Linked DNA regions of Homo sapiens: all the other regions are linked to region 3. Evidence: chromatin contacts called from ENCODE Hi-C or POLR2A ChIA-PET data. All regions are on one chromosome and are shown on one strand. The core of a region is the stretch at or near the end of the contact, and the rest is flanking DNA. Distances in the headings are between cores, read along the strand shown. Region 1 overlaps SGK1 (serum/glucocorticoid regulated kinase 1). Region 2 has its middle 39 kb from the start of LINC01010. Region 3 overlaps SGK1 (serum/glucocorticoid regulated kinase 1).

Region 1 (4,304 bases), core at 76-2,575, 72 kb after region 3:
AAGATGATAAGACTCCTGATCTCTGACCCTGCATTAATCTCTTGACCAGACTCCTGCTATCCTGGTCCAAACCATCATCTTTATGAGCGTGGCGGTTGATGTACCAAATTTGCAAACTATGGGCATGTTTGCTGTAGTGAGATAATGTGGCCACATTCCATCTTGACCGGTGTGGTGTGAAGTGGAGGACTGTAGCCCAGGGACAAAGGCATGAGAAACCCATTCGACTGTGTGAGTGAAGCCCACCACCCAGGATCCAAAGGCAGTAGTGGTCCGGTGGGTCAGAGATGGAGCAACTGCTCTCAGGAAGCCCTCAGCCAAGCACAGGAACAAGGGCCCACACGCATTCTGCAGGCCTGCCACACTAGTCTGAGCACAGAATGCTGTGCTTCCTCCTGTTGCTGGAGCTCGTGGACAGCTTTGACCCTCTATGACCATCTGCCTGGTCACCAAATTCCAAAGCCATGAAATGTTTTGGATTCCCCCATCTTCCCTAGTTTTCAGTCATTCTTCAAGTCTTGCAAAGCATTCTTCTAGCTGCCCTCCACACCCATCCCTGCCTTTTCACTTTCAGAGCTCCCATGTGAGTTCGTGCTCTGTCAACTCCCTGTTGTTATAGCAGTCCCCTGATCCCCTCAGCTCCTGTATTCTTCAATTCTGGTCTTTCCTGCAAACTGCCAAGCCTTCTGAATTTCCATGGCATGAAGAACACATTGACATTTAAAGCCTTCCACCATGTGGCTTCCAATGATTTCGCCCATGAGTCTTGCACTCCCATGGAATTGCTCAACCAAGTGTTGCCCAAATGTGCCTTGTTGAGTTTTGTTCCCACACCTTTGTTTGTGCTGTCCCACCCAGAGAGGACACCCTTCTACCGCCTCCTCACCAATCCAAATGGTGCCAGTGTTTTTAAAAGCCTGTTCAGGTTCTACTTCCTCCCTGAAGCCTTGCTCAACAACTTTGCCCATATTATTGCTTCCTTCTTTAAACTCTGACAAAACATTAGCTCTACCGCATACTTCACATTTAGAGGTACATGATATCGGGTTCCAGATCTGTTTTGTTGATGTCTATGTTCTGCTCCTCAATCCAAATACAATGTCTAGGGAGCAATGAGTTAGCAACTAGGGTAGTAGTTTCTTAAAACAAATGCTCAGTAAATACTGTTGAATGTGATAAGCCCATCTAAGACAGTCAATGGAAGAAGACTCTTTTATCTCATAGATACAAAGAACTGAATTCAAAATTACTATTTGCAAGACGGTATTATATCCTATGATACCAGCCAGGGGCCATTTCCTAAAGCCTCACTAAAGCAATTTGAGAAGCAAGCTTTCACTTCCCTAGAGATAAAGTATTTTTGCTACTTTTGGTCATGCAACTTGAGAGATGAGAAAAACAACTTCCCTGCCTAATAGGAAACAAGCATTTTGAGAATTTCTTTTGTATCTTAGGAAGAACTAATGACTTTAGCACAAACTGCTAAAGTGATCCATGGAAAGCCATATGCAAATTATTATAAACCAAAAAGGAATCAGAGACAAACCCATATTTTATATTTTAGTTCTCTATCTTCATCAGAGGTGATTTTAACATTTCAACCTGAGAAAACTGATTTTTTTATAAAAAGAAAAAAAGTTTTAAAAAATTTATGCATACGTGAATATATTTATTTTGTTGAAGAAATGTTCTTTTTTTGTTTTTAGAGATGGAGTCTTGCTCTGTCACCCAGGCTAGAGTGCAGTGGCGCGATCTCAACTCACTGCAACCTCCGCCTCCTGGGTTCAAGCGATTCTCCTGCCTCATCCTCCCAAGTAGCTGGGATTACAGACATGCACCACCACGCCTGGCTAATTTTGTATTTTTAGTAGAGACGTAGTTTCTCCATGTTGGTCAGGCTGGTCTCGAACTCCCAGCCTCAGGTGATCCACCTGCCTCAGCCTCCCAAAGTGCTGGGATTACAGGCGTGAGCCACCACGCCTGGCCTAATTTTTATATTTTTAGTAGAGACGGGGTTTTGCCATTTTGGCCAGGCTGGTCTGGAACTCCTGACCTCAGGTGATCCGCCCACCTCGGCCTCCCACAGTGCTGGGATTACAGGCATGAGCCACCGCGCGCATGTGCTCACTGCCTGGAGTAATATTCTTTAAATAAGGATGAACTAGAATGGAGACAGAGGACCATAACTGCTTTTTTTCCCTACCAATTCCACCACAATTCAACTTTCCATTAACTGGAAACAATTCATGGAATTCAGACTACATCTTATTTCTGACATCAGTAGAACTATTAATAACTTACTCTCGGCCAGGCGCCGTGGCTCATGCCTGTAATCCCAGCACTTTAGGAGGCTGAGGTGAGCAGATCTCTTGAGGTCAGGTGTTCGAGACCAGCCTGGCCAACATGGTGAAACCCTGTCTCTACTAAACATACAAAAATTAGCCAGGCATGGTGGCAGGCGCCTATAATCCCAGCTACTCAGGAGGCTGAGGCACGAGAATTGCTTGAACCCAGGAGGCGGAGGTTGTAGTCAGCCAGCCACTGTACTCCAGCCTGGGCAACAAAGCTCTCTCAAAAAAAAAAAAAGAAAGAAAGAAAGAAAACTTACTCTCATGTTTATTTTCCAGATTCTCTGCAAAACTTCTGGACAACTGACATCTCCCTAAATGTGATATTCTCATACACCCCCATCTTCTGATGTTTAAATTGTAACCTATGACAATACTTCTAGATGTCAAAACAATAGTGATTAAACATTCAACGGTTACCTTCTAAATATGATCTTTCTTCCACTTACCTAACCCAATACTTTCAAGTCTATCAGACAAGAAAAATCTCTTTCTACCTCCTAGGACTCATAGAAAATAAGTTGAAAAATAGTAAGACTTCTGTTAGAAAAATAATTTTTAAAGATGTCCCCCCACCCAAAACTTCTAGAAGCCATGAGGATTTAAACAAGTGAAGCCAAGGTCCACTGATTTTTAGGGGGCTTACAGTTTGAAATGGTATCTTTTAAATTCAAATTTTATTCAAATTATTCTGTCTGCAGAATACTGCACATATTCTGTTTTTCAGAATGTACATGCTGTCATTTATTAAATAACTAAACTTTAATTACTTTCATTAATTTTTTTTTTTTTTGAGACAGCGTATCCCTCTGTCACCCAGGCTAGAGTACGGTGACTCACTGCAACATCCGCCTCCCAGGTTCAAGGGATTCTCCTGCCTCAGCCTCCTGAGTAGCTGGGATTATAGGCATGCGCCACCACACCCAGCTAATTTTTGTATATTTAGTAGAGACGGGGTTTCACCATGCTGGCTAGGCTGGTCTCGAACGCCTGACCTCAGTTGATCCGCCTGCCTCGGCCTCCCAAATTGCTGAGATTACAGGCGTGAGCCTTAATTTTAATAAACATAATTATTGTTGAAATTGTTAGTTGTGATAATGGCATGGTGGTTAGGCAAAAAAAAGTTGTCAGAAACACATTCTGAAGAAATTATAAACCTTGAGTGGTGGCTAACACCTAATCTTAGCACTTTAGGAGGCCGAGGTGGGAGGATTGCTTGAAGCTGGGAGTTTGAAACCAGCCTGGGAAAACAAGTGAGACCCCGTCTCTACAAAAAAAAAAATTTTTTTTAATAACTTACAGATAATTGTTATGATGTCTGAGACTTGATTTAAAATATTCCAGCCAAAAAGTAAGGCAAGATAGGTAAAAATAAGATTAGCAAAATATTGATAATTGTTAAAGTTGGTTGATAGGTACATAGAGGTTTATTATACAGTTTACTGTTGTGTATGCTTTAAGCTTTCTATAATAAAATATTTTAAAATTGCATACTGTTATTTTGCTGTTCTTATTATATCACGTTTTTGCCCCTCCTCAATCATACTCCCATGGCATATATCCTATTGGAGAAATTCTCCTTGAATCCTTATTCCAGGGAAAGAAAGAAAGAACCAAAGAGCCCATGTGGATTCAGCCAGGAGCCAAACTCCAGGCGCTGGTCACTTCTTTAGCTTCCAACTTCCTGCTAAGCCACAGGTGTTTCATGAGGACATTTTATTTATTTATTATTTATTTATTTATTTATTTATTTATTTTGAGACAGAGTTTTGCTCTTGTCACCCAGGCTGGAATGCTAAGCCACAGGTGTTTCATGAGGACATTTTATTTATTTATTTATTTATTTATTTTGAGACAGAGTTTTGCTCTTGTCACCCAGGCTGGAATGCAATGGCATGATCTCAGCTCATTGCAACCTCCGTCTCCCAGGTTCAAGTGATTCTTCTGCCTCAGCCT
Region 2 (4,334 bases), core at 822-3,321, 110 kb before region 3:
CAGCTTCCTCCTCTAAAGCAGGTGCTTAAATGCCTTATGGGCTTATGAAGCCCTGGGATAGAAAAAAAGAGTTTGAAAGAGAGAGATTAATCTTCCTAGCCCATCACTTTCATCGGTCTCTTCCAAGACTTTGGGAGAAACCCTGGCAATGTGTTCACATGGTTATATGCTTTATAAAAGTTGCAGTAATAATATACTTTTGCTATAGTTTGTTAAAACTCTTACATCTAATCCAGGTAGAAATTTCCTATATCAGAGTTCCGTAGTTCAGTGAAGCTGGAGCAGCTACATATGTTTTTGAGATGCGGCTGAAGGGAAGTTTAGTTGAGGACACATTTATTTGGTTTTACTGGTATATGTTTCTATAGTTCATGATCACTTCCACGTGGTTAATGCCAGTTGTCCTAGTGTAGGAGTGGCTCCTAGGCAGGCTCTGACTATCCACTGGGCCCACCCAGCCAGCACTGAGACATGAAAGTGCTGGGCCAGAGGCTGCCTCACTGCGAATGTTCCTAGTAGTGCTTGGCACCACAAGGTTACCAACCACGGAGGACACACAAGGTTTGAGACATATGGAGCCAGGGCTAGTCCATGGAAAATTTCTCCCGATTATCAGATGTTTAAAATTTTAGGCGGGGCACAGTGGCTCACAGTGTCCTGCATGAGCTGACTGTAGGGACTACTGACTATCACGCTCGTAATCCCAACACTTTGGGAGACCGAGCCAGGCAGATCATTTGAGCCCAGGAGTTTGAGACCAGGTGGTGCAACAAGGTGAGGCCCTGTCTCTACAGAAAAATACAAAAATTAGCCAGGTCTAGTGGTGCCTGCCTTATAGGCCCTGCTACTCAGGAGGTTGAGGTGAGAAGATTGCTTGAGCCTGGGAAGTTGAGGCTGCAGTGAGCTATTATCACACCACTGCACTCCAGCCTGGACAACAGAGAGAAACCCTAGCTCAAAGAAAAAAAAAAAAAAAAAGATTAAGCGGAAGATCCCGTTCTCATGATGTCTAGTCTAATTGGAAATTCTCTCTTCTTAGGAACATACTTGATAATGACATATATTTAATAACTGAAACATATTTCTTTGCTTTTCTTATTTATTTATTTCTGAGATGGGGTTTCACTCTGTTACCTAGGCTGGAGTGCAGTGGCATGATCTCAGCTCACTGCTCCCTCAACTTCCTGGGCCCAGGCAATTCTCCCACCTCAGCCTCCTGAGTAGCTGGGACCATAGGCACATACCACCAAACCCATCTAAGTTTTGTATTTTTTTAATAGAGATGAGGTTTCACTATGTTGCCCAGATTGATCTCGAACTCCTGGGCTCAAGCTATACTCCTAGGCTCAAGCTATCCTCCTGCCTTCGCCTCCTAAAGTACTGGGATTACAGGTATGAGCCACTGTACCTGGCCATTTGCTTTTCTTTGCTTAATGGTTATCACGTAAAATAGAAGTTATCAGAATTTCTTCTTTTGTGGAGCACAAACCTTTAGCAATACTACAAACAAAATATATATCTCTGTGAGTTGAATATTTTATTCTTTCCAATTATCAACAATAAATAATAAATATAAGTCAAGCGTACTATAAGATTGAATTACATTTCTATTTTCTTCATGGAAAATGATTTTTTAAAGCCAACACGTTAACAGAAAAATCAAAGTATGCTGCCAAAATATGTAAGTAAGAAAGTATTGTAGAGGTGAATCAAGCCGTTAGTTAATAATAAATATTACGGTTTTTCTGGATTTTGTGATGTTTGTAGTATTTGTCATATTTTTAAATTGTAATATGTTGAGATTTCTTTTCTAACTCTAAATAAATGTTTACTTTTATAACGACTTTTATATACTTATCTTAGTCCATTTTCACACTGCAATAAAAAACTGCCTGAGGCTGGGTCATTTATAAAGGAAAGTGGTTTAATTGACTCACAGTTCCACGTGGCTGGGGAGGCATCAGGAAATTTACAGTCATGGTGAAAGGCAAAGGGGAAGTGAGGCCGTCTTACATGGTGGCAGGAGAGAAAAAGAGCAAAGCGACAACTGCCAAACATTTTTAAACCACCAGATCTCATGAGAACTCACTCACTATCATGAGACCAGCGTGTGGGAAACCGCCCCCATGATCCAGTCACCTCCCAGGAAGTCCCTACCCTGACACAAGGGGACTACAGTTCAAGATGAAATTTAGATGGGGACACAGAATCAAACCGTATCAATACTTTTTCTTTTTTCTTTTATTTCTTAATTGATGTATAATGATTGTACACATTTATGGGGTACATAGTGCTGTACATGTAATGTTTAGTGATCAGATCTCAAACGTTTATTATTTTTTGTGTTGAGAACATTTGATATCCTCCTAGCCATTTGACACTACATATTATTACTAATTATAGTCATCCTACAGTGAAATAAAACACTGGAACTTGTTTCTCCTATCTAGCTGTAACTTTGTATCCTTTCAAAAATCTCTCATCATCCTCCTTCCTCTTACCCTTCCCAGCCTCAGGTATCTTCTATACTACTTTTTACTTCTATGAAATCAACTTTTTATATACTTTTTATTAAAGAAGTTCTACAAAATTGCATAAACATAGGCCCTACAAAACCTGGATCCATCTGTAATATCAGGCATCCCTTTGGAAGAATATTTTTGCCGCAATGTCCTCTAGAAGGGTAAGTAAGATTACATTTAATACTTTAATCTCTGGCAACGTTTACTTCCAAAACAATGTGCAAACAGGTTATGAGATCACTTTCTGAAGAAGTCACCACCCATGGGTACAACCAGTGAAGCAGACGCAGGCAAAATCGGCCATGAAACTAGGAGCAGGTGCTATCTCCGGTATCCAGATGGGTGGGCATCTGCCCTGAGGGCCCAGTGATCCACAGTTAACATCATTTTCTTTACTTCCCCTAAACTAAGTCTCCTAGAAGCTACATTTAGGACCTAAAAAAAAAAAAAAAAAAAAAAAAAAAAAGTGAAACAAGTCCACTTCTCTGAAATATGCTCTTTACATGAAAACAAAGAGCCACAGTTACCCACCAGCAGCTATTATTCATTTATAGGTAAGTAGATAAGTAGGTAGGTAGGTAGGTAGGTAGATAAGTAAGTAGGTAGATAGATGATAGATAGATAGATAGATAGATAGATAGATAGATAGATAGACAGATAGACAGATAGTACTAGAGAAAACATGCGCAGATGTTAAATCTCCTCCTCTTATATGCAATTCAACATTTTCCCAAACTGATTCCACAGCTCTTCCGATTCGTGCTGTGTGTCCAGAATACTCTGTCCTGCATGAGCTGACTTTAGGGACTACAGATATGCACTTCTATGCTCTGCTCTGGAAACACAAACAAGTGCTATTAGCCTTTAATTGCTTCAGTAAGTGACAAAAAGCCTGCAGGACTGAGTTGTGGTGGTAGAAGTTATTTTCACTCACATCACACAACAAGCAATAGCTTTTGAAGGAAGAATGTGAAAAGCTTCATGAGAGAGGATGGGTGTGGAAAAATGAGGGGCAAGGGGGATGACAGTGGCAGAGTGGAGAGGGATCGTGAGACAGCGGCATGGCCAAGTTGGGGCAAGCTCAGTGAGAAGCGGCTAAAGTGCCTGGGGAGGGTGGCCACCATTTGCCTCTCTCACAAGTTTGGGCCTGAATGCACCTGCATCTGGATTTTCTGTGATCCCCCAGAAGGAGCAGCTCAATCCTATATAATCATCCAGAGAATTTCCCAAGGCTGAGGCGGGGCAGTGCAGCTGGAATCTGTGTCTCTGTGTCAACACTCTTCAATCCAGGAGTTTTAATTGTCTAAAGCGTCTCTATGTGGCCCTAGAATCGGTTGTCTTTTCTGCTCTTGAGTCCATTTGGGGCCTTCTCCTTAGAGAGCCACCAAGGAAAAATCAGAAAAGGTGACAAGAGGCCAGGCACAGCAGCTCATGCCTGTAATCCCAGCACTTTGGGAGTCTGAGGCGGGCGGGTCACTTGAGGCCAGAAAGTCAAGACCAGTCTGGCCAACATGTTGAAACCCCATCTCTACTAAAAATACAAAAACGAGCCAGAAGTGGTGGTGCATGCCTGTAATCCCAGCTACTCAGGAGACTGAGGCACGAGAATCACTTGAACCTGTGAGGCGAAGCTTGCAATGAACTGAGATTGCGCCACTGCACTGCGGCCTGTGCAACACAGAGAGACCCTGGAAAGAAGGAAAGAAAGAAAGAAAGAAAGAAAGAAAGAAAGAAAGAAAGAAAGAAAGAAAGAAAGAAAGAAAGAAAGAAAGAAAGAAAGAAAGAAAGAAAGAAAGAAAGAAAGAAAGAAAG
Region 3 (3,985 bases), core at 827-3,326:
CCATTTTCCTCCCCTAAGTTATTGCTTCTACGGGTCCTTCACTGTGAACTACACTCTTCATTTTTTCTGTCTCTGCTTGCTCAACTCACAACCATTATTTGGAACATTAATTTCAAGTGCCATCTCTTCCATGGAAAATGTCCTCCTCATCCCAAACCAAATGGAGCTTGTATTGCTGTCATTTGTCTTTGTTTTTTTTTTTTGACAGAAAATCACAGATTTATTGAAACAAAAGTACACTCCACAGAGTGGGAGTAGGCTCCAACAAGTCTTTTTCTTTTCTTTTCTTTTCTTTTCTTTTTTTTTTAGAGGCAGGGTCTTGCTGTGTCACTCAGGCTGGAGTGTAGTGGCAAGATCATAGCTCAGTGCAGCCTCGAACTCCTGCGCTCAAACAATCCTCCCACCTCAGCCTCCTGAGTAGCTAGGACTACAGATGTATGCCAACATGCATAGCTAATTTTTTTTTTTTTTTTTTTTTTTTGAGAAGGAGCTTTGCTCTTGTTGCCCAGGCTGGAGTGCAATGGCGTGGTCTCGGCTCACTGTAACCTCCCCCTCACGGGTTCAAACAATCCTCCTGCCTCAGCCTCCTGAGTAGTGGGATTACAAGTGCCTGCCACCACGCCCAGCTAATTTTTGTATTTTTTTAGTAGAGATGGGGTTTCACCATGTTGGTAAGGCTGGTCTTGAACTCTTGATCTCATGTGATCCACCCGCCTCAGCCTCCCAAAGTGCTGGGATTACAAGCATGAACCACTGCACCAGGCCACATAGCTACTTTTTTATTTTTTGTAGAGACAGAGGTCTCACTGTGTCGCCCAGGCTGGTCTTGAACTCCTGTGCTCAAGTGATCCGCTCGCCTCAGCCTCTGTATGTCTTTTTCTCTGCTACATATGAGACCTATAGGGTCTGATGTGGTAGCCACCAGCTACATGTGACTATTGAGCACCTGAATTGTGGCTAGTCTGAATCGAGATGTACTTTAGATGTAAAATACATACCAGATTTTAAACACAGTATGGAAAAAAAAAGAGAATATAAAATATTTCATTAATAATTTTATATTAAGTACAATTTAGAATGATAATGTTGGGGGTACATTGAGTTAAATAAAGTATATGTTTGAAATTAATTTCATGTTTCTTTTTACTTCACTTAATGTGTCCATTAGAACATTTACATTGTGTCTGTGGTTTATATTCTATTCCTATTGGACTGCACTCCTCTAGACTATACACTTCCTGAGTAGTAAAGGCTTATCCAATTATTCATCTGTTTATCCCCCAGGGAACACTAGCTTGTTCATAGTGGAAGAATCAATGAATATTGTTTAAATTCATTGCCAATTAAAAGAAATACTTTGCAATTTTAGTACACTACCTCCTTTCCACCTGAAATGTGCAGCCGAACTCCACAGTGAAAATGGGTAGACAAGGGAGACAGAGTTTTTTCCAGCCCCTATGAAGGCTAAAGGTATGGAACATGTGGTGTGGTCATGGAGGACACAGCAAGCCAAGACTGCTGATTCAGACAGGTTTCTCTATTTCCAAAACAAGAACTTTTATTGCAGAGTATGGAGGGAGCATTAGGACAGGAGGATCTTTGTGGTTTCTCACTGTATCTGTGGAAAAAATCTGAGGTTAAGGTTTAAATTAAACTGACATTTAAAAGAGCCTTTGTAGGCTCTTACTATGTGTATGTTAGCATCTGTTGCTATAGCTAAACTGACACTGATTATTATGAATGATGCTTTATGAGTGATGGAATAAAAATGTGGTTTCCTGCTTATGGACATTTCCTGGTGTTGGTTTCATCCTCTTTAATGATGAGATCAAGACCAGGGAAAATTACTAAGAGTATAGAAAACGTATCACAAAGAAAATATTATTAGGATACCAAGCATTTCTGAGATGGAAAAAAAAGTATTTAGAACTTCCGAATACCGCCTCTGTAATTTTATGAATTGTTTTGTTTCTGCTGGCTTCTGGTTTTGCAATCAGTTCTCCTTATGATTCACAGAGGCTCCCTCATGACTACCTTCACATGTGTTCCCCTTTTTGTTCAGAGACCTCTGAGGATGAACCAATGTATTTCTCATCATAAAATGGTTGAAGACATCTCTTTGCCCATTAGAAAGCCTAATTTCAAGGATTTTATGTTTTACCCTTGGAAAAGATGTTTAGTTTTAAACAGGCTTTTTCTCCAGGCGTATTTTCTACTGATCTCACAAAAGAGCTTCTGCTTCAACCAGACCTGTCTCCTCACTGTTCCTTGAAATGCCACTAGTTCTCTGTGTTTATTGCAACCTCTATCCTGCTACTGACCAAGGGTTCTCTCTGAATGTTTTACATTCAGACTCCACTTAAAAACTTGTCAGATTGCTACTGAAGTTTAAGTATGGAAAGAATTCTTGTAGTAGCCCTTCCCATAGGGCAATATCTCTTTTTACCATAACCAAGTTGCTCCTGTTTTAGCTTAGGCTAAACTTAATTTGCCTTCATTTTCCCCAGCTGTAAGAAGGGTCTTGGTAAACACTAACCTTCCGGTCTGAGTCATGTTTAGCCCTCATGATCTGAAGACATCCCAAGAGATCTCTTGTCTTAGTTTATGTTCCTTATCATTTTATCTATTAGAGTCACATCTTAGGTTAGGTAAGGAGATGGCATCTTTGTGTAAGACAAAATAACAAACATGAAAAGCTATGTTTACTCATTTCTGCTTGCCAACAAAGTAACTTCACAAAGCTCCTGACTCTGTGACAACATACAGCTCTCCAAAAGATACTTTAACAACAAAACAAAATAGAGCACAGGGTCCCCTATGTCTCTTGCATAGTACAAAATTACTTTCCATAAAAAAACTCTAATACATGTAAATACAAAAACACACAATTCATCTTAAAATGTACAAATTGATATTCTAACTTTATTAAGTCATTATCACATTTTCCAATCTACAACTCACTTTAATACTATTAAATATATACTATTATACACAACCTATACTATCCTTATAGTAGTCTTATTAAAATATTATATTAAATATAAAAAACCAAATCACAGTAAATAAAAAATAAATACAATCCAAAACGTATTTTCCAATAAATAGACAAATATACACACTAGGCCCAATACTCATTCCTTACTCCTACAACTCAAAATTACCAATCTTCCTTAAAAAAAAAAAAAAAGCCTTCTTATCTATATAAACAATCATTAATCTTATAAATACAACCAGACAATTAATTTATAACAAAAAAATTTATAGGACAAAATAACAAACATAAAAAAATTATATTTATTCATTTCTACTTGCCAACATAATTTTACAAAACTCCTGACTCTATAACATATAATTCTCCAAGGCTGGGAGTGGTGGCTCATGCCTGTAATCCCAGCTATCTGGGAGCCCGAGGCAGGTGGATCATTTGAGGTCACAAATTTGAGACCAGTCTGGCCAACATGGTGAAACCCCATCTCTACCAAAAACACAAAAATTAGCTGGGCATGGTGACATGTGCCTGAAGTCCCAGCTACTTGGGAGGCTGAGGCTAGAAAATTGCTTGAACCCAGAAGGTGGGGGTAGCAGTGAGCCAAGATGGTACCACTGTGACACTCCGTCTCAAAAAACAAAACAAAAAAAGACTTCTCCAAGAAAATACTGTAGAGACAAAACAAAATAAGACATACAACTCCCAAATGCCCCCAACCTCTCTTTACCTAAATCACTATATTCCTTAAAAAATAAAAAGCCCTAGTCCTTGTCTTTTTCTACACACAAAATAATGTCTAACAAAATTAATAATTATACTTCTATAACCTATAACCAGATAACTAAATATACTCTTTTTTAAAAATTTGTGTTTTTAGGCCAGGCACAGTGGCTCACGCCTGTAATCTCAGCACTTTGGGAGGCTGAGGCGGGCGGATCACAAGGTCAGGAGATTGAGACCATCCTGGCTAACACGGGGAAGCCCCGTCTCTACTAA

What was found. A loop is a pair of places that touch in the nucleus more often than their neighbours do. ChIA-PET counts read pairs that join two places held with the same protein, here RNA polymerase II (POLR2A). Pooled maps may share reads with other maps.
Region 1: a pooled map shows a loop between it and region 3 (1.9-fold over the local background). The contact joins two enhancer-like sites. A Hi-C loop is called at or near these places in 1 of 50 pooled maps. POLR2A ChIA-PET finds 5 or more read pairs at or near these places in 4 of 52 experiments (H1, T-cell, WTC11 and 1 more).
Region 2: a loop to region 3 is called in a pooled map, with 6 times the contacts of the local background. The contact joins two enhancer-like sites. A Hi-C loop is called at or near these places in 7 of 50 pooled maps. POLR2A ChIA-PET finds 5 or more read pairs at or near these places in 4 of 52 experiments (CD4-positive, alpha-beta T cell, Panc1, T-cell and 1 more).

Annotation. Positions count from the first base shown.
Region 1 is chr6:134,213,417-134,217,720 of GRCh38, reverse strand. The region is part of intron 2 of SGK1 (serum/glucocorticoid regulated kinase 1); the gene reads left to right. Among named protein-coding and RNA genes, the nearest start is that of SGK1, 100 kb to the left of the region's middle. Within about 2 kb of position 1,325, at least 3 of the 41 ENCODE cell types and tissues checked have a DNase peak (open chromatin) inside an H3K27ac peak, as active enhancers do.
Region 2 is chr6:134,396,333-134,400,666 of GRCh38, reverse strand. No RefSeq gene overlaps it. Among named protein-coding and RNA genes, the nearest start is that of LINC01010, 39 kb to the left of the region's middle. Within about 2 kb of position 2,071, at least 2 of the 41 ENCODE cell types and tissues checked have a DNase peak (open chromatin) inside an H3K27ac peak, as active enhancers do.
Region 3 is chr6:134,286,647-134,290,631 of GRCh38, reverse strand. All of the region lies in intron 1 of SGK1 (serum/glucocorticoid regulated kinase 1), which reads left to right. Among named protein-coding and RNA genes, the nearest start is that of SGK1, 29 kb to the left of the region's middle. Within about 2 kb of position 2,076, at least 8 of the 41 ENCODE cell types and tissues checked have a DNase peak (open chromatin) inside an H3K27ac peak, as active enhancers do.